2 separate regions of the Homo sapiens genome follow, and region 1 is linked to region 2. A link is a loop called in an ENCODE intact Hi-C map of the cell type or tissue named here. Cell type or tissue: PC-9. All regions are shown on one strand. Links, peaks and the distances in the headings refer to the core of each region. The heading gives the core; the rest is flanking DNA.

Region 1 (10,888 bases), core at 1,222-9,221, 240 kb before region 2:
TCTCCCTTGGGACCCCAGAAAAGAACCCCGGTTTGAAAACCACTGGACCAAGTAAATACCTGATTTTCTGCCAGCTGGGACATTCTGTGATTTTATGACAAGATAACTCTACATATCTCCCAGTTCTGTGATTCTGTTTATTAAGATCCATTGATGCTACATATTTTATTGGACTTTTGAAAAGAAAATCATGCATATTTCCTTGAACTTGTGAAAAAATGTCATAAAGCTGGCTCTCATTAAGCACTTTCTATGTATCAAGCACTGTGCAAAAAATGTTATATTGCATTATCTTTATTTGATCTTTTCTCCCCTACTGGAGTCTAAGACTTGTTTAGTTCACTGTTGTATTTCCAGCAGCTAGAATAGTTCTTGGGACATAGAAAGCATTAAATAAATATTTTCTGGGCCGGACGCGGTGGCTCACGTCTGTAATCCCAGAACTTTGGGAGGACAAGGCAGGCGGATCACCTGAGGTCAGGAGTTGGAGACTAGCCTGGCCAAGATGGTGAAACCCCGTCTCTACTAAAAATACAAAAATTAGCTGGGCATGGGGGCACGTGTCTGTAATCCCAGCTGCTTGGGAGGCTGAGGCAGCAGAATCACTTGAGCCTGGGAGGCGGAGGTTGCAGTGAGCCGAGATGGTGCCACTGCACTCCAGCCTGGGCAACAAGAGAGAAACTCTGTCTCAAAAAAAAAAAAAAATTAAATTAAATTAAAAATAAATATTTTCTGAATGGATGAACTAAGGTAAGTAAGTAACATTCATAGTTCCATTTTATAGATGAGGAAATTTGGGCTTAGAGCTGCTAAGTAACTTGCCTGTAGTCACACAAGTTAAAGGCAGAACTAAGATATGAAATGAGCCCCTCTTGACTACAAAGCACACTAATGCCATTTCTTTTTGGTGGAATTGGCAGGAAACTGGAAAGAGATAGCATATATTGAGTACCTTCTATATGATGAGCATAGGCCTAGGTATTGCTTTTCACTGCCATTATCAACAACCCTGACAGATAGCTATTGTTATCCTCATTTTTCAGATGAGATCATTGAGGCTCAGAGTGGCTAAGTACCTTACCTAGAGTCATGTAGCTAGTGTAAGGGACTGAGCTGGGATTGGAGCCCAGGTCTTTCTAACTCCAAAGCATTCCTATACAAGACCCAGCATATTCAAAAACATGCACTCAAGTTTAGGTTCTGGAAAATTTCATGCCACTGGTGGGTGTAGACAGGGCTGATGAGGCTTTAACACCCCTGCTCCAGCTCCCAGCATTCCCACCTTCACATTCATGAAACCACTGGGCATTGAACTGGGAAGAGTCCACCAGGCTGAGAAAGTACAAAATATACCAAAAAGTAAGAGTTGATGACTAAGGATGATAAACGTCATCACCACAGCCTGCTGCTCTCTGTAGCCTCATCAACATCACATGTCTCAGACCAGGTCTGGAGTTAGACTGATGATGTCACCAGAGTCTCTAAAAGGCCTCATCACTCACATCCACTTGTCATGTATTATTAAGCAGATCTATAATCCATGCAACATTTTCTACTGAATTTCCATTTCTTTCTTTTCATGACCAAGGAAAGAAAAATAGAGTGAGGATGACTTTTCCCAACTTTTCATCCTTATTGCCCTTCATTGAAAAATAACTTCATCTTGAATCAGCCCCCAAAAATGGTCATTCAGGCTCTAATTTCATTAATAAGGATGGAGCTACAGTTTAATAATTATCATTTAACTAATGCATATTCTATATAGACTAGTAAATGGATTTCCCTCATCTTTCCTCCTTGAATCCACAGAGAAGGGGAGTCTACAACCCTATCTTTTTCTTTTTTCTCTTTATTCTCCACATTAATTTTTTGAGACTTTGGGGTTCTATTAATTATGTTAGAAATTTTCTGCATTATCACTTCTGTAGCCATAATGAGAGTCCTCTGGAAAATCGAAAGTCCTTGTCGTCTGAATCAGAATCTCATTAGGGGCAGCGATCTCAAGGATGAGCAAAAGTTATCCAGATGAAGAGTTGTTCTAGGCAGAGAGAACGAGATGCTCATGAGTGGCTGGCCCCAGTTGTAGGAGCTGTAAGGAATAGAAAGAAACCCGAGTGACTGGAAGACAAAGCTTCACCCAAGGCAGAATGCTGGATTTAAGAGCAGGCGTGAAGCAGACGGTGTTGGAGAACTCCACCTGTGCAGGGGTGTCACACAGGGCCCTGCGCTTAGAAGGGCTCTGAGCTTGGTTTAACTATGTGAAACTGTTCATCCTTTTTGAACAAAGGGCCCTGCATTTTTATGTTGTGTAGTCAGTCCTGCTTGGGTGTGAAAGCCAGCTCTGTCATTGATTAACTAGCTAGGCGGTTTCTGGGAAATCCATTGGCCTTCCTGAGTTTCAGTTTCTGCTTCTGTAAAGTGGAGCACATAATCCCTTCTTCAAATACGCTGTCATGAGGATTCAGTGAGACTATGAATAATCAGTGCATTGTATAGTAATGGGTGCCTAGTAGGTGCCTAATCAATATTCCTGTCTTCTTAACTAAGAGGGTGTATCTGAATCACCTGGGGAATTTGCTTTATTTAAAATACATTCACCTGGGTTCCGCTCTAAGCACTTCTGACTCTGTAGGGATGTGGTGGGTTTTTTTGTTTGTTTGTTTGTTTTTTGAGACACAGTCTCATTCTGTCACCTAGGCTGGAGTGCAGTGGCACCATCTTGGCTCACTGCAACCTCCACCTCCTGGGTTCAAGCAATTATCCTGCTTCAGCCTTCCATGTAGCTGGGATTACAGATTCGCGCCACGACACCCAGCTAATTTTTGTATTTTTAGTAGAAACGATGTTTTGCCACATTGGCCAGGCTGGTCTCAAACTCCTGACCTCAGGTGATCTGCCTGCCTCGGCCTCCCAAAGTGCTGGGATTACAGGAATGAGCCACCAAGCCCAGCTGATGTGGTGGTTTTGAACGGGGTCCTTATATGACACTGATGTATACCTCAGGTTTGCAAAAGCAGCCTTAGGTTCTCAGAGAGCTAGCTAAGAAGCCACTTAGTAAACGAGAGCAGAAGAAAAGGCAGAGGGAGAAATTGATGGGCTACTACTCATCCTCAACATAATAAAAAACCTGTTAAAGAAGAAAGAGGTCATCAACAGCCCTTCAGACGACAAAGACAGTGCTGAAACGCACTGTGGGAACTCATCCCATTATCAAGGTTCCTGTAAAATTTTCTGCTGTCCATTTGGTCTGACAAGTACCCCCAGAGGAAGAGGGGCTGTGGACAAGAGAAGCCAGGGTCAAGGCCAAGGTTGGGGACTGAGTTTGAATTTATTTTCAACTTAATGACCCTAATACCATACTCAATAGAGACAGTAATTCTGAATTGTGTTTATCCTGCCCAGATTTTAGGCTTTGACATTCTTCTAATGAAAAATCTGAAGCCTATACTACTTGAAGTAAATGCAAATCCCAGTATGAGAATCGAACATGAGCACGAAGTAAGTATTTTGAGCATCTCATTGACTATGTTGCCATACAGCTGAATATTCCTACCCTCATGTTGCTCACTTAACAAAACAAGATTGGACATTCTCAGATTTTCATAGCCAAATTCTGTTCAAGTCAAATAATTTCAGTTTTGTTGAGTTCTCAACATAGACTATTAATACAAAGCCTATCTGACCTGTGGTCACTTCCCAGCATGCTGTTTTTCCAGTGTTGAAGGTTTGGAAACTTAGAAGCAGCTGAGCCTTCCCATCAGTTTTGACATGAACTAATTAGCCTCAGGAGATGAACTAATTGAAATTCTATGAGTATGATTTAGTCATGTTGACATACTTGAATCACTAAGATAAATAATACATTTAGCAGTGGTTATATTTTTCTCCCCCTCCCCCAAAAAATGCATTTAAAAAAACTGGAAGGAAATACAGCAGATATCAATATTGGGTTTAGAGAGGATTATATGGATTATTTTAGTTTTCTTAACCCCTTTCTATATTTCTTAATTTTTTGCAGTGAGCATGTATCATTTTGATAATTAGAAAAACATAGTGCTATTTTTCCTCTTCATGTATTTGGTTAATTTATAAAAGGAAATCGACATTCTTAAGGTAGTATAAAGGAAGTCTTTAAAAATTTTCTTCTATAGATTAGCATAAGCAAAATTTACTAGTATAACCCCTGGAGCTAGCTGGATAGCCACTTGGCACGGAATCACGGTCTCCACTGTGACACAGAATCCTTACCCGTTCAAGCTTTCTCCAGGGGTGTTTGAAAATGTCCCCAGCCTCGTTGATGAAGAAGTGAAAGTGGCTGTGATCAGAGACACTCTGCGCCTCATGGACCCACTTAAGAAGAAAAGAGAGAATCAGTAAGTACTTTTTTATGTCATTCATTTCTATCAACTCTGCCTCCTAACCCGGCTTCGTATCCTAAGCAGGTAAGTTCTTGGAACCTGTTACCATTGTGAGTGAGATTTACATCTTAAACAATTCTAATAAAATATCTTTGTTTTATAAATATCAGCCCCCAAGCAATCAGTGACTCAAATCCGGAGTAATCTGACAAATAGGCTTCCGTTGATGAATTTCTGAGTGTTATCAAATCTGGAATGTCTCTTCCTTTTTTTTATTATTATTATACTTTAAGTTTTAGGGTACATGTGCACAACGTGCAGGTTTGTTACATATGTATACATGTGCCATGTTGGTGTGCTGCACCCATTAACTCGTCATTTAACATTAGGTATATCTCCTAATGCTGTCCTTCCCCCCTCCCCTGACCCCACAACAGGCCCCAGTGTGTGATGTTCCCCTTCCTGTGTCCATATTCAACATTCTTAAAGAAAAGAATTTTCAACCCAGAATTCCATACGGAATATCTCTTCTAAGAAGCTGTCTCCCTCAAGGCCAGGCCTCCCACTTGCCCACCATTGCACACATAGTGCTTCTCTTTGAAATCCTCAAGCACAGGAAAAGTACAATAAAATGCAGGAGAAGAGGGCCATAGGTAACTAGGACATGGTAAGAGTTGCTTCCTTTTTATTTTCTTCATGTTTACACTCTTGCAGTATAAACTTTTAGTTTCAAAATTGGCAGGGCCAATTTAATGACAGTTCTATGATATTTACAACACTTGTAATTCTGCTTCGTCCCCACCCACTCAGTGGTACATTACATTGCGCTGTTGGTGGATATATGTGCTTCGCCCTCCCTCCATGAAATCACCCCAGAAATGAATATTTCACTTGAGTATGTTGTTTTGTTTTTACCAAATTCCAGGCTCTCACAAAGTAGGTGTTGAGTACATATCATTGTGTCAATGTTTCAGGAAGAAAAATCAAAGGCATCTCAAATAGCACTTCTCATATCCCTAGACGAATCAGATTGACCCTAATGAGCGCAGACAAATAAAGCACTTGTCAGTAATTGTTCAAGACTGGGAGGAATGCAGACTTCCCCAAGCAAGTGGTGGTTTGCAGGTTCCTCTACCAAGGCTTCTCACCACCTGGGCTCAAGCCCAAATATCACCCTATGGTAGTGCTTCTTACGCTTGGCTGCACGTTAGAACCCTCTGGGCAGCTTTCAGAAAACCAATACTAGAGTTTCCACTTCTAGAGGTGCTGATTTTAATTGGCCTGGGTGGAAGGCCTGGCCACAGAAAGTTTCTAGGTTCCCTAGGTGATTCTGCTGTGCAGCCAAGGCTGAGTGCCACTGCCCTGCAGGAAATATTACCCTGAAGAAGTATTGGTCATAGTCTGAGTCAGGCTGGATGGCGCCGGCCCGGCTGAGTTCTTGTCAAGAGTGTTCTTGACTGTGTGAGGCACAGATTGCCATTGTTGGCAAGACTCGGCTGAGAATGTTTACCTGTAGTTTGCATGGGCCAATCCCACCAGGTGTGGCTTCTTCCACCGATCAGTGCTTCAAAGCTGTCCTCTGAGCAGCTCAGACCCGATGGCAGCCAAATAATGTGTTCACCAGTACGTATGTGTCTGCAGCTGCCTTCTTTAGCCATCCCAAGGGAAAAGCAATGGATTAATTGCTATTTGGTCAGAATTACTGCAATAAAACTCATTCCTCAAAAATCTATTCTCTAATAGTTATTGGTCTCAGCAGCAGATATTAGGTTCTGAGAAATCGTATGGTACTGTAAGGAGATTTGGGTAGCCTTTTATGCCAGTATGGCATGGCAGTACAGTTTTCTTAGGATGACTTTGACACATCAGCATTCTTTTTTTTTTTTTTTCTTTTTCATACTTTAAGTTCTGGGATACATGTGCAGAACATATAGGTTTGTTACATAGGTATACACGTGCCATGGTGATTTGCTGCACCCATCAACATGTCATCTACATTAGGTATTTCTCCTAATGCTATCCCTCCCCTAGTCCCCACCCACCGACAGGCCCCAGTGTGTGATGTTCCCCTCCCTGTGCTCATGTGTTCTCATTGTTCAACTCCCACTTATGAGTAGGAACGTGCAGTGTTTGGTTTTCTGTTTTTGTGTTAGTTTGCTAAGAATGACGGTTTCCAGCTTCATTCAGGTCCCTGCAAAGGACATGAACTCATTCTTTTTTATGGCTGCATAGTATTCCATGGTGTATATATGCCACATTTTCTTTTTTTTTTTTTTTCCCAAGGCAGAGGAATTTTTCTTAGTGCAGAACAAAATGAAAAGTCTCCCATGTCTACTTCTTTCTACACAGACACGGCAACCATCCGATTTCTCAATCTTTTCCCCACCTTTCCCACCTTTCTATTCCACAAAGCCGCCATTGTCATCCTGGCCCGTTCTCAATGAGCTGTTGGGCACACCTCCCAGACGGGGTGGTGGCCGGGCAGAGGGGCTCCTCACTTCCCAGTAGGGGCGGCCGGGCAGAGGCGCCCCTCACCTCCCGGACGGGGCGGCTGGCCGGGCGGGGGGGCTGACCCCCCCCACCTCCCTCCCGGACGGGGCGGCTGGCCGGGCGGGGGGCTGACCCCCCCACCTCCCTCCCGGACGGGGCGGCTGGCCGGGCAGAGGGGCTCCTCACTTCCCAGTAGGGGCGGCCGGGCAGAGGCGCCCCTCATCTCCTGGACGGGGCGGCTGGCCGGGCAGGGGGGCTGACCCCCCCCCCACCTCCCTCCCGGACGGGGCGGCTGGCCGGGCGGGGGGCTGACCCCCCCACCTCCCTCCGGGACGGGGCGGCTGGCCGGGCGGGGGGCTGACCCCCCTACCTCCCTCCCGGACGGGGCGGCTGGCCGGGCGGGGGGCTGACCCCCCCACCTCCCTCCCGGACGGGGCGGCTGGCCGGGCGGGGGGCTGACCCCCCCACCTCCCTCCCGGACGGGGCGGCTGACCGGGCGGGGGGCTGACCCCCCCACCTCCCTCCCGGATGGGGCGGCTGGCCGGCCACATTTTCTTTATCCAGTCTATCATTGATGGGCATTTGCTTTGGTTCCAAGTCTTTGCTATTGTGACTAGTGCTGCAATAAACATACGTGTGCATGTGTCTTTATAGTAGAAAGATTTACAATCCTTTGGGTATATACCCAGTAATGGGATTGCTGGGCCAAATGGTATTTCTGGTTCTAGATCCTTGAGGAATCGCCACACTGTCTTCCACAATAGTTGAACTAATTTACACTCCCACCAACAGTGTAAAAGTGTTCCTATTTCTCCACATTCTCTCCAGCATCTGTTGTTTCCTGACTTTTTAATGATCGCCATTCTAACTGGCGTGAGATGGTATCTCATTGGGGTTTTGATTTGCATTTCTCTAATGACCAGTGATGATGAGCTTTTTTTCATATCTTTGTTGGATGCGTAAATGTCTTCTTTTGAGAAGTGTCTGTTCATATCATTCGCCCACTTTTTGAGACACATCAGCATTCTTATTCCTTTATTGGGAGCAAGAAGTTCAAGAGCCCTTGTATGGCCTGAGTCTTTTTAAGCTGTGCCACCTAAACATGAAGGGGTAGAAGCGTTCTACTGTATTTTCATTAAATGACATTGAAACACATTTAGTTTTATTTTTCTTGTTCTAGTTGCTTTTCTTTACCTACGCCAGTTAATCCATAGGAGCTGCATTCTATGTCATCTATATGAGCTGCAGGCCTAAAATTTAATAATGGGGCATAGGACCATTGGGAAGGATAGGAAAGGCATTTTACAACTTATCAAGTCATAAATAGCAGCACCTCATTTTTAATTTAAAAAGCATTGACTTTTTTATTGATAACCAGGAACAGTTAGAAGTTGGAACTTGACTTTTATTCTAATATAAAACCCTTTCATCTCATCCTCTTCTTACCTACAATGTAAAGATATATGATAATAGCTAACGCCATTTACTGATATTTTTTCTTAATTTCACCTTTTGTTTTTAACTCAGCAAGGATTATCCATGAAAGTACTTTGTAATCCATAAAGTGTGTTTATATGTAAGGGATTATGATCATTTTGATAAACTTACCATGCAGAGGAAAAGGCTGAAATTATTCTCAACTCCTTTGCGTAGAAATGTTTCAGAATAAGTTGAAAAATTACCTGATTTATGCTGCACAGTGTTGTAGTGCTGAATCCTGTGTCCAAATCTGAGACTATGTCACTCCAACTGCATAAAATGATGTTATGTAGACTTCCAGGCTAGAAGTTACCTTTAGAAGCCAGGGTTTCTAGCGTTTGCACAGAATCTGACCTATTTTTTGAAAAAAACAAATGGAATCCCAGCCTTTCCCTTCAACTCTTTAGCAAAAGAGGATCTGAAGTTTCTGTCCATCATTAGTTATTTCTTGAGAACAGTTTGTCAGCAAGACTGCTGAGGCGGGTCTTCACTTCCTCACACAGACTAAAGATAAAAAGTAGATCCCCCAAACTCCTCATCTCCCCAGACTGCCCTGGACAGGTGCAGAGGAGTCCTCAGAAGGAGCCCCAGACCCGTGTGCATGCATCATGCATCTCCCTGAACTCTGGGTCTTGTAGCCTAGGGTCAGTTTCTTGGTGGGACTGAAAGCAGTCCTCAGGCAGTCTACCGGGGGAAGAACTTGACTCTGCTGACACCCACCTTGGCATATTCGAGGGTGCCTTCTCTGGAGCTGAAAAACCTGAGATTCCAATCCTGACTCTGTCACCAACTGGTGGTGAGTCCTTGGAGATGTTGCATAGCTGTTTTGAGCCTCATAATCTTTTCTATAAAATGGGGATAATGATGTTCAAATAAACAATGAGAGGCCGGGCACGGTGGCTCACACCTGTAATCCCAGCACTTTGGGAGGCCAAGGTGGGCGGATTACTTGAGGTCAGGAGTTCAAGACCAGCCTGGCCAACATGGTGAAACCCCATCTCTACTAAAAATACAAAAATTAGCTGGGCATGGTGGTGCATGCCTATAATCCCAGCTACTTGAGAGGCTGAGGCAGGAGAATCGCTTGAACCTGGGAGGTGGAGGTTGCAGTGAGCCGAGATCGTGCCACTACCCTCCAGCCTGGGTGACAGAGTGAGACTGTGTCTCAAAAAATAAATAAAAATAAAAATAAGTGAGAAAAACTTTTAATGTATGGTAAGTGCTTGATAATGCTGAGTTTACCACTCAACAGCAGATCACAAGGTCAGGAGTTTGAGACCAGCCTGGCCAATATGGTGAAACCCTGTCTCTACTAAAAATACAAAAAAAAATTAGCCAGGCATGGTGGTGCATGTCTGTAGTCCCAGCTACTCGGGAGGCTGAGGCAGAAGAATCGCTTGAACCCGGGAGGCAGAGGTTGCAGTGAGCCAAGATCACACCACTGCACTCCGGCCTGGCAACAGAGCGAGACTCTGTCTCAAAAAAGAAAATAAAAAAGAAAGAAAGTATCTACTGGACATGAAAGAAAAAACAATGCTTAGTTATTATTCTCTTTCCTGGTATACTTAAAGCAGATTTTTTAGTTTAAAATCAATGATGTATCCTAAAAATGAAGCTGCTTGATGACTGTGGACTAGAATCGACATTGGAGCTGGTTACCAATGCAAGGTTCTGTTTCCAGGTAGCAAGATGTCACTGGCTGATATTTATTTCATGTGTTAGGAGAAATTACCTTTGGCTCCTGAAGGAGGAAAACATCTGTCATATGTGAACTATTTTGGCTAAGGTAGCATTTTGTAATATCTAGTGACTCAATTGATTTTCTTACCAAGGTTCCGTGGAGGCTCTGTAGGGACATGCGAAGCAGGAAGCTTATGGGGTAGGATTCTGGAAACGTTATATAAATGGAGGTAAAATTCACATGTGATACAATGAACCATTTAAAAGCGCACAATTCCGTGGCATTTAGTACATTCACAAAGTCGTGCAACCGTCACCACTAGCTCCACAGCGTTTTGCCACTCCAAAAGGAAACCATCAAGCAATCACTCTCCATTCCCCCTCCCCCCACTTCCCGGCAACCAACAGTCTGCTTTCTGTCTCTGCAGATTTAGCTATCCTGGATATTTCATCTGAATAGAATCATACCCTATGCAGTCTTTTGTGATTGGCTTCTTTCACTTAGTATAATATTTTCGAAGTTCACCCTTGTTGTGGCTTGTGTCAGTACTTCATTCCTTTTTACAGCTGAATAATATTCCAAGAGATGGATAGACCACATTTAGTATTCATTTGTCAGTTGATGGACATTTGGGTGGATGCCGTCTCTTTTTCAACCAGAGGGATGCTACAAGGATCTATTTCATATGTTGGCATTCTACATTAGATTTCCTTTGAAGCGAGGGGATCTTTTTTGCTACGAGAAGTTTTTAGAACTCCTGTTTTTATCCAGACTCCTCATTTATTGCTAAAAGCCCAGACCTTAGAACTCATCATGCTGGTCAGTTCCCTGGTTCAAGAACCTCCCTCTGAGGCTGGGCGCGGTGGCTCACGCCTGTAAT
Region 2 (10,888 bases), core at 962-8,961:
GTGTAAAGGAAGTCTAGCTCTGCTCTGGGAAAGACACTTGAGGTAAGCCAGGCTCCAGGATACTCTTATTTAGGGGCCGTGGACCCAGAGAGACTGGTGTAAGGAAAGGGGCTGACGGGGGGAACACAGGGTCAACAGACTCAGCATTCAGTCCAAAAACGTGACAGGGCACAGTGAGCAAGCCTTCCAGAGAGTGGGTGGAGAGGGCTCAGAGAGCTGGGAAAGATCACTGTGGGGGGCCTATCGGCGCTCCTGAATCAGAATCTCCAGGCTGAGATCCACTGGGTCAGCTGCTGCTGGTAAACCTACGCTGTGGACAGAGAACATTCAGGCCCCTCCCTGGCCCTCCCCTCCTCAACATCCTGGGCCAGCTGGGTCCTCACGCACTTCTTTGCTCACTGCTGTCCCCGCCACCTTCTCACCTCCTTTTCCTACTCAACACACCTGTCTGTTCCGACCCCACTGGGTCTCCTTGAGGACACCAAAGGCCTTCATGTTGCCAAAGTCAACCAGTTTCTGTGCCTTACTACCCCGTGAACCCAGGCCACCCTGCTCCAGCTTTCCTCTGTTCTCACAGGCTGCTAGCACCTCACCTCCTTTCCTCCCAGTGCTGGAGCTCCTCAGGGCTGTTTCGGAGACACTTCCTTAGCACAACACTTTCCTTTGGTGATTCTTTCCACTCCCATAGCTCTAAATACCTCCAGCATGCTCACGACTCCTAAGTGCATCCCCAGCCCTATCCTCCTCTGAGCTCCGGACCCATGTGTCTCCATGCTTGCCTGACAGCGCCTCTGGGACACCTCTCGGAGCTTCACGTCTGAAATGTCCAGCGTGGAGCCTCAGTAGCAAAGCCAGGAGCCCTTCCTTTCCCTGGCCTTTGGAATCCAATCCAACACAAATCCTGCTGCTACCCCCTCTGAAATCCCTCATACCTGTTTACTCCTCTCCATCTTCCCCAGGCAGCCTGCTGTCCGGGCAGCCTCCCCAACCACTGGGCTTCCCCTTACCCCTACCAGGGGAGTCAGAGGGACCCTTCAGAAATGCAAATCAGATTACTGAACTCCTCACCTTAAAAGCCTTCAATTACTCCCCACTGCACTGAATAAATCTGAACTGCTACCCAGGTGAAAGACATTGGCAGTCATGACCTACCTACTCTCTGACCTCATCCAGCAACACCCAACGCCCCCCACCACACACACCAAAGTCTCTGTTTCCTGCTCAAGGACTTTGTACTTGCTGCTCCCTAGGCTAGGAGTTCTTGCTCCAGCACACTCTAACAGCAAACTGGCAGGCTTCTGGCATCTTCTGCAACTCAATCCTTCCCTGACTGCTCCATCTACAACAGGTCCTGCCCTGCCCCCATTACTCCCTAGTGGAACACTTGGCTTGTTTCCTTCATAGCATCTTGCTCATGCAGCTAGCAAATATTTAAGTGCAAACTATGTGCCAAGCACTATTTAGGCACTGGGAACACAGGTGCTGAACAAAGCAGACAGAAATTCCCTGACTCACATTTCAGTAGGGGAACTTCACTATGTTTCCCAAAGCAGAATCACTTTGTTTCTCTGCTTATTTCTTATCTGCCTCTCCCATCACAAGGTAAGCTGTGTGTGGCCAAGCTCTACGTGTTGTATTTCTGTGTCTTAAGAGAGGGTCTGACACAGTATAAGAGCTCAGTAAGTCCTGATGAAATCAAGATGCAAAAACAAAGACCAGAGCAGCCAAAGAACCAAACCCCAAACCCTGAGAGACACAAGAAATCAAGAGCCAGGTCTTGAATGCCTCCCATGGCGTCTCTCCCTAACCCTGGGGACCTCAGGTGGGAAGGAAAGCTTCTGTGACAGCCCAGCCTTCTGGGGTCAGACAGAGGCACATGTGGCAGTTTCGTTTAACTGCTCTGGAACAGGTGGATGACTGCAGGCCTGAGAAGTTAGGGAGGCTTCTTGAAGAGGCTAGATCTGAACAAGGCCAACCCACAACTCCCTCCCAGATCTAGGGAGGAGGAAAACACATTTGTGTTTTAGGGCTCTGATGTCTGATGTTCTTTGCTCTAGCAGGAAAGAAGAAAAAAAAACCCTTTACTTTTATTAGTGTCTGGATCAATAAAAGTTTTAGAAGTAAAGCTTCCCTCCTGCAATACTAACTGAGAGAGAGAGAGACAGACATGGATTATTAAATCTGTCTCAGAGAGGCAGGGCTGGGAGAGCGCGAGGGCACAGGGGCACCGGCAGTTTCCCCCTCACCTGTGCTGGGAGCCTCTGGCTAAAGGCCCTCATTAGCCCTGCAGCCTAGGGTCAAGGCCCGTTCCTCACAGCTCACCCACCAAATGCTGGTTCCCTGAGCCTAGGTCAGCAGCCAGGCCGCTGGACACCCACCTTCCAGGTGCCCCACAACCTTGCCTGCTTGGCCTTCTCTGAGCTGTGCCCTAAAGCTTCCCCCCAGCCCACCTCCCCACCTCCAGGTTGGAAGCTCCAGGAGGGCAGGGCTTGCTTCCCTGGAGGAGGAACCAGTTTAGCAACCCCAGCCCCCACCTTCACTCTTCCTCCCATGTCCAAGGGAGTCCCCCATTCAGTCCCCCAAGCCTTGCACTTTCACAGCACACCAACAAGCCCTGCCCACTGAGGACTCAGTCCTGGGACCAGGCCTCATTGGAGAAACAGCTCCTCACCCTCCAGCCCGACCAAAGCCTGTCTGACCCCATACCTGGCTGGAGACCCACCCACCGGGGAGGAAGTTTCCTTGTGGTGTCTGTCCTCCCTCCCACAGGACTTCAAACAGACCTTTGTGGTGGGAGCGCAGGCCTCTCTGCTGACCTGGTTCTGGGCACTTGCAACCCCCGAGGCTCTGGAGCCAGATCTGGCTTCCGAAGATGGCCAGGTCTCCAGTGAGCAGCCCCTCCGGCCCGGCCCAGGATCTTGCCGAAGTTGTCACTAAGAAGTCCAAGGCCACAGAGGCCCATTCCCAAGGGTGGTGCTCACCCAGGCAGCTCTTCTGGACAGATTAGGGGGCCTCTCGGCCGGGCCGGCATCTAAGAGGTGAGCCTAGGAGGGCTTCCCCTTCCCGAAAGGCACGTGCTGAATCTGTGTCTTCCAAGCTGAAATTTCAAAAATGACTTAAATAAACACAGTGATGACAACATCTAAAGGTTTCCGTGTCCTTCAGGAAACAAGTGGAAAATTACCGTCTTCCATGCAGGTAACCACATGGCACAACCTCCAGGTCCAAGAAGACGAGAAACACTCCTGAAAGCAAACTATCGCTTCCAGCCATGGCAAGTCGCCCTCTGGGGCCTCTGGGCAGGGTGCAGGCCAGAGCACAGAGGTCTGGGTCAAGAAAGAGGGAGGAGCCGTCCCTACAGGCTCCTCCCCTAACATACTGACTCCGCCCAAGGTCATATCCTGCCCCAAGCCCCGCCTCTGGGCCTTTGTATTTGCCATTCCGTGGGCAAGGCTGGTTCCTCCTCATTCCGGTCTCAGACCCAAAGTCCCGTCCCAGGAAGAGGCCTTCCCTGATCTCTCTAGCTAAAGGGGCAACTCCCACCTCCCAAGTTATCACCCTGCTTCATTTTCTCCACAGAACTACCCTGAAGTCATCTTGTTTGTTTCTGTCTTTTACCTATCATGAAAATGTCCGGTCCACGAGAACAGGGACCTGCACGCCCCGGTAAGCCCAGCACACCTCGAACCAGAGCCTGGCACAGAGTAGACACTCGACAGATGTACTGAATGAATGAATGCATTTTTCAAGCTGGTCTGAGCCAGGTCAGCCAGAGCAGTGGAAGGCAGGAGCGGGGGAACCAAAAGATTTGGGGGCGCGCCAAGGTAACCTCCCCCGAGCGCTGCTCCCAGAGCATTCCGGACTAACGTCGGGCTGCGCCACGCCCCAAACCCTCTCCAGCCCGGAAGCGGCCCGCCCCAGCCCCAGCCCTCCGGGCCCTCCCACCCGCCCCCCACCCCACAGCAGTAGGCCCAGCCCTTCCCAGGCCCGGCAGCGGGTGACATTCCGCGGCCAGCTGCCTCCAGCTGCAGCCACTTCCCGCTAGCGACCCGCCGCTGCGCTTCGGCACGCCGGGCGGGCGGGACGCGCAGGCCCTGGAGCAGGGGTTCGGGGGTCTCTGCCTTGCAACTCCTTCCCCACCTTCGTGCGAGTCTGGGTCCCCACCGGCCCCGCCAGCCCCTCACTTGCCCGCGGCCCGGCTCTCGCGGCGCATTCCAGTTTGGCCCGCTGGCCCCACCCCGGGTTCGTCGGGCTTAGACCAGCGCAGCCCAGAGACCCAACCAAGGCAAACGCTCTCCCTTCCCCACATTTCCATTCCAACATTTTAACAAGTGAACACAACTGAGGTCCAGACAAGGCCAGGGGTTTGTCTACCATGATCCCCTAACCCGACTCCCCACCCCGACTTGGGTCTAGACAGCCTAAGCTGAGAAGGGCACTGGGTTCCCAGGCAGCAGTCCCGGGTTTTCTCTTCTGGAAAGCACCCGGCTAGTCCGGCAGGACAGAAGGGAAAGGTCGGGTGCAGGGAAGGAGGAGACAGGCTGGTGAGCTGTGTGAGCTGCCCAGGTTCCCGATTGCGCCCAGAAGCCTGGGGGCAGACAAACCCCTGCCCCACCTGCTGGCCTGGAGATTCATCCTTGGGTCATTTAAACACGGAAACAAAAACCCCTAGGGGAAAGGCACACCCAGCCAACCAGGTATTTTTGCCTGGGGTCACCCTTTTTCCCATCCCACCAGAGAAGCCACCGCAATGGTATCCACTTACTGAGTCTCTACCACATGCAGGGTATCATACCGTCACACCTCCTTCCCTTACAGCCACCAGCAAGAGGTGCTAATCCAGCTGAGGCCAGGAACCCGAGGCTGCACAGCCTCCCGATGTAAATATGAACAGAAGCCAGTGGGAGAACAAGAGCCACACCCTGGAGTCCCACCTAGGTCCTGCCCAGCTCCTCGCATCCTCCACCCTAAGGCATCACAGACCCCAGGTCAGTCCTTGGCAGTTGCAGCCTGCGCCACTGTTTTAGCAAACAACTACTGAGCTCCTACTAAGCTGCAGACTGTGTCAGGCACCTACTGTGTACAGGCAGGCAGGATACTGTCTGGGGTTATTGCAGGACTGGTGAAGAGGTTTTACTGTGTCCCCAGCAGCAGCCCCCAACCTGGAAAGTCCCTGACTCATTCCATCCCCTGCTGGGCCCTAGGCTCCAGGCTCAGCTCTGCCGTGCACACAGGCCAGGCGATCCAACACCACCCCGTCTGCCCACATTTGCATCAGTCCACACCACCAAAGCCCCAAGAGCTACCCAGCTCCCCCTACTGCCTAAAAGGCTCCCAGCCAGAAGAGCACTTAGTGTCCTGTCCCCTTCCTTCTGAGAAGTTTTCCCTCAGAGCTGTCATCTGTTTATCCAATGTCTTAATAAAATTTCCTAGCAGGGGAGAGGTGAAGATAGAGTCTCAGAGAGGTCCTGGGGCCAGAGAAGCCCCCTTTGGCTCCAGAGCAGCCAAACCAACAAGGAAGGCGAAAGCAGAGTGCATCCTCTGAGCACCACCTCCCTCCAGGGTGCAGGCTCCAAGCCAGGTCTGCTCCCACTGATTTCATGATCATGGCAACAAACAGGCAAGGCAGATACTGTGACCACTTTATAGATGAAATCAAGTCTGGAATAGCTAAGTCATTTGCTCAAGTTGACCCAACTACATCTGAAAGTGTGCCTCACCCCTAGACAACTGTTTTTGCACCTTTTACTAGCCCCCTCATTTCCCTCCTCAATCTGAATAGTCCTTCCTCCTGGAAGCCTTCCTAGATTTCCCTCAGGCAAGAAGCATCCCCTTGTTGAGTCATCCCCACTGTTATAATATCTTGTTATAAGAAAACAGGGCCCCATAACAGGGCCTTTTCCTTTGCATGACAGCTCTCATAGTAAGGAGTCACGAGCTAACAAGAAATGAGCCTGCATCTGAGGGTCAGAATATGTCCATCTCCAGTGGGTCTCCCACCCTCACCAGCTGTCTGCTGTTGCTTCCTCTGTGCCCTCCTTCCTAGCCCCTGCTCAGAAGTCTGCATAACCGCTTGCAGGCTCCTTTCAGCAACATCTTTTTTTTTTTTTTTTTTGAGACGGAGTCTCGCTCTGTTGCCCAGGCCGGACTGCGGACTGCAATGGCGCAATCTCGGCTCACTGCAAGCTCCGCTTCCTGGGTTCACGCCATTCTCCTGCCTCAGCCTCCCGAGTAGCTGGGACTACAGGCGCCCGCCACCGCGCCCGGCTAATTTTTTGTATTTTTAGTAGAGACGGGGTTTCACCTTGTTAGCCAGGATGGTCTCGATCTCCTGACCTCGTGATCCACCCGCCTCGGCCTCCCAAAGTGCTGGGATTACAGGCGTGAGCCACCGCGCCCGGCCCAGCAACATCTTTAGTAACACATAAAAGTACAGAGTACACAGTGACCATTCTTGGCCACGTGTAGCTGGGGGAATTTCAGAAGCTGCCCTGATCCAGTCACTCCTGGTTTCAGCATCTCCTGTGGCCACAGAACAAGTCCAGAGCCTTGGGCCTCGCCCATCAGTAGGTCCTACCTGTCCCTGCACACTCCTCACCTTTATACCTGGAGCTTATCACAGGGAACAGTCACAAAGCCCGCCTCCTTTTTTACTCTTCCCAGTGCATGCCCCGCCTTTCTCACAGTCACACACTTGCTTCCACGAGGCTCCCCTCCTGCCCCCATTTCTAATTTTCATTCACCTTTCAAGGCCCAGCTCAACTGCCCCCACCTGAGGGAAGCCTTCCCAGTGGCCCCGGGCACAGGAAAGTGCACAATCTCTCCCTTTCTCTGCCTGAATTCCTGGTCTGACTCCCTTCTCCTGGCTACTGCTGCCTGCCCTGCCAGGCCTTCCTTGGGGTCTGTTCATCTCTGGTTCTCAGGGCCTAAGGGATTCCATACGTGAGTGATGGAGAAACACACACTGCAGGCCGTCTTCTCCCCAGAGCTCAGGATGCTCCTGTCTTATCTTCTTTCAGATCTGAAGATGTCCTCAGCAACTGGGCTAGGCTCTCTGGGGGAGTCTGAAACCCTCCCACCTCAAAAAGCTTCCCATTTCTTTGAATGACAAGAGAGTCTGGGCCACGACTGTCAAGGAATACCTCCAGGCAACGCCTGTACATCCCGTGGGGAGAGATGCATGCATCCTGGGAGAGGAGACATCTCTTCTTTCTAGAGACTGAGCAGACGACAGAGGCTTTTTCTAAAGGAGGGTGCTGCTAAAACCCACCAACTGCCCCAGGATCCGTCTGTAGGACAGAAACAGGTACAGGGCCAGAGACGGATGCCCTGTAGCAAAGTCAGCCCAGGGCCTGGCTGTTCATGAATAAGGGCTTCTGAAGAGACCACAGTTGTACCACAAGGTACAAGAGACCACAAGGGCTTCTGAAGAGACCAGTTGTACTTAGCTGAAGGTGAGAAAACAAACTTGGTATTAGATTGAGGGCCAACTCAGGAAGTAGTTTCAGTGCACCAGCTGTTAATTTATGTGAGTACATCTATACTTGTGTGGCTTTATCATCACCAACAAACAGCAAATGTGTCCTGGCACCTGCTATGTGCCAGGCCCAGCGCTAGGTATTTTACAGACATTATCTCCTTTAATTCTCCAAAGAGCCATAAGCTGTGGCTATCCATGCTACATTTTACTAAAAATGAAGCAGAAGCACAGAAAGGTTGGAAAAGTTGCCCAAGCTCACATCGCTAGTTACTGGTGGGAGCTGGGATTCTAGGACCCTCAACAATCTGGCCCCAGCCTGTCCCTCGGGTCTGAGCTGCCAGTGTTCAACACTTCAGAGCCTCTGCTCGCTGTTCCTGCCCCTCAAGCTCCCCACTCACCTAGTTTTGAGCTGTGTGGGTGGTTAATGTATGTCATCAGCCCACAGCCTCCCTACTCCCTTCCTCCTCACCACCTATTCAGTTCCCCCAGCTCAGATCCCCTTCTCCCTCCAGACCAGCCAGGCAGACTCCTACCCATCTGGCTACCTCTGCCCCACTACCAGCCTGGTCGCATCACCTCCGCCTGCCAGGCCCCCAACCAGTGTCTTATGGTGATGACTTTGGCTGGCAGAGAATCCTGGAACCTTTTCTCCACAGTGATGTTGACACATGTTCACTCCAAAAATGTAATGTTTCCATCAAAACATTTAGTGGGAGTAAATTCCCACCCATGCGACATCTCTAAAAAATATAGAGTAAATTTACTCGAACAAGCAGTGAGACATGGTCAGCATTTTTCTTTCTTGGTTGTCACAGTGCCAAGTACTAGGCAACACCCAGCATAGTGTGCCAGGGGCTGAATGCTACCAAGAGGCAACGGAAAGAGGACGGTTACAGTTTATGAGCCTGTGACTGCTGGTTCTATTGTACAAGACGCCGGGATCAACCTGGGCAGTCCCCTCAGCCCTGGCCCCCCAGAGAGTCCAGTGCCACTCTGGGCTCCCACCAGAGCCATTTCTGTGTCTGTGGCTAGGTCACTTGCTGCTTAGTCCCCAAGTCCTGCGTCCACCCCACCAGAGTAGGGCCCAGCCATCACCACACCATGTCTACACGAGGTCCGAGGCCTAAGTTCACATGCATGCTTCCTGAAAGGTCAGGGAACTCAAGCCTCCCTAAACACTCCCCAACCCTGAGATCAGCAATAATATCGTGGGGTAGTGCAGGGAGATCCTGCTCTACACCCAGACCCCAAAAGAAGAGATCTAATGCCAGGTACTGTAACCCGGGCACCTGGAGGTCAGTGGTTGTGGGTAGGTCCCAACCAGCCCCAGCCCCAGCCCCAGCCCCAGCCCCACTGGGCAATCTGAGATGACCGTGAGGCCAGAGCAGTCCATTCTTGGGGCAAGCCCAGCACTCTGCAGCAAGAAGCTGGAGGAGACAAGGAAAGGCCCACTGGCCACCACTCTGTTCCCACTTCCCCATGTAACCAGACAGCAATTCTATAACAAGACAGCATTTATAACCACTATGCCTCGCCTCCTTAGATACTCCCTACTTCAAGGAGGGCAGAGGGGCAGCCTCTGCTTTGGTTTCCTCCCAATGTTTCTCTAGACTCCATTCCGTCAGCCATCTGGCACAGTGCTGCCATGTGTGATATTAACCTCCTTGCCGTGACATGTGCCAGAGGGAGAGAGATCACTGTTCCCATTTTACAGATGTGAAAACAGGTGCACCGGGTTAAACAACCAGTCCAAGGCCACCCAGCTGGGAAGGAAGTGACACCAGGAGCCAAACAGGTGAACAAGACACCCGGTCTGTCCTCAGGAAACTGGCAGTTTAGTAGAGAGGGGAAGGTACACAAATATTAGGACCAAACAAAAAAATATATATAACAGGCTGTAGGCCCAGAAGATGTGGTGAAAAGTGTCCAGGGCAGGGCCTGGACCAACAGGGGACCTAGAGAGACTGCAGGAGCATTTCCAGTTTGGGAGCAGGGAATCAGGAAAGGTATCTGGAGAGAACGATGTCCAAGCATATCCTTCTTCAGAGATCTGTGTCCCCAACAACTTCTGTGCCCCCACCAACTTCTGTGCCTGGCACATGGTGCACACTTCTCATTGCCAGGAGGGTTAACCCTGGGCAGGCTGCTGGCATGTACACTGCAACCCATCTACAACAGGACAGCCCAGCCCTGTGAGGTATGTCAAATTATGCCTCCTTTACAGGTGGGATCAGAGGAGCAAGGCAGTCAGGTTCTTTGCTCCCAGTCACACAGCTAGAAAGTGCCAGCTGTGCCTGACTCTAAGGTCTGCTTCTCCCACAAGCACTTCATTTCTCTAAGCCTTAGTTTCCTCATCTGCAGAAACTCTGCTGCAGATGCACCTCCCCTACAGATAGGTGTTGGACATTAAATGTCTAATACCTGAAGCCTAGGTCCCTGGAGGTGCTGACCACACAGTTACGGAGCCTGGACCCACACTGGCCCAGGGACCCTGCCCCTGCAGCCTGCTGGGCGAAAAAGGAGAGGGTGATAGGTTCTATTCACTGACTCCTCTCTTCCTGAGCCAAGCTTCCCAAGGAATGGCTACCAATATGGAGCTATAATTGGTGAGCCTGGCAGTGCAGGGCCCAGCAACAGACCCGGCGGGTGATGCTGTTGCAGGAAAACAGCTGAGCACAGCAAATATAGCCGTTGACCCAATTCAGTTCTGTTCTGTCTTCGAGAAAATAATTGAGTTTAAATGAATAGGTTTCCCATGTCCCTTCTGGCCTCGGGAAGGGTGGAAAGGGAGAGGAGGGAGATAGGAACAGTTCTTCAGGCTTACTGTTGCTTATTTTTGAGTCATTAGGCCTGTGAAAAGTTTCTTTCTTTCCTTGGCGGCCAGTGGGGGTTGGACATGGCTGGGAGGCAGCGAGGTGGAGTGAGAACCACAAAGCGTGGAGATGAGGATGGAGGTTCAAGTCCTGACCTTACCAACAGCTTTGTGGAGTGGCCCAGCTGGTCCCCTCTGGGCCCCAGGCTCCTTATCTGCAGAATGGGAACACTATAACCCCACACACACCCACACACCTCCCAAGGTTGCTGGGAGGAGCCTTCCAGGGAGAAAAGGAGTCTGAGGTGAACTGAAGAAACCAATTATTTGCCCTATAGGAATATAGGCCCACTGAAGCCACATCTGTCTTAAAATAGAAGCCAGAAACCTAGATTTTCAGGTGAATGTTTAAGGTAAATGTTCTAGTGTTGGTGAATGATTTTAAACAAACAAACAAAACAAAAACTTTCCACCCCATCGGGCCAAATGAGACCTGTTTGTGGGCTACATCTGGCCACCAGCCATCCATATACTATCTCTGATTTAATGACAACCTATGTAAAGCAATTAATGGTGTGCTAGAGTCCTCCCACCTG

The links. Peaks named below come from ENCODE experiments on the same cell type or tissue, not always from the same donor. Only the 100,000 strongest peaks of a DNase experiment are listed, where the experiment ranks them.
Region 1: it touches region 2 in a loop (3-fold over the local background); 15 of 110 quality-filtered maps call a loop at or near these places.

What each region holds. Positions count from the first base shown.
Region 1 is chr9:121,967,494-121,978,381 of GRCh38, reverse strand. TTLL11 (tubulin tyrosine ligase like 11) reads left to right here. Exons shown (of 9, transcript NM_001139442.2): 5 at 3,403-3,498; 6 at 4,258-4,373. Among named protein-coding and RNA genes, the nearest start is that of TTLL11, 120 kb to the left of the region's middle. In PC-9, for the core only: no CTCF peak of the experiment used is centred there; a DNase peak (open chromatin) is centred at 5,621; H3K27ac peaks cover 1,828 bases.
Region 2 is chr9:121,729,611-121,740,498 of GRCh38, reverse strand. The region is part of intron 3 of DAB2IP (DAB2 interacting protein); the gene reads right to left. LOC105376257 (a long non-coding RNA gene) reads left to right here and starts at 3,449. Exons shown (of 3, transcript XR_930314.4): 1 at 3,449-3,666; 2 at 4,819-4,988; 3 at 7,020-8,255. RefSeq lists an enhancer at 1,854-2,630. In PC-9, for the core only: a CTCF peak has its summit at 5,346 (motif pointing left); DNase peaks (open chromatin) are centred at 2,678, 3,288, 4,678, 5,258 and 1 weaker place; H3K4me3 peaks cover 4,014 bases; H3K27ac peaks cover 3,424 bases.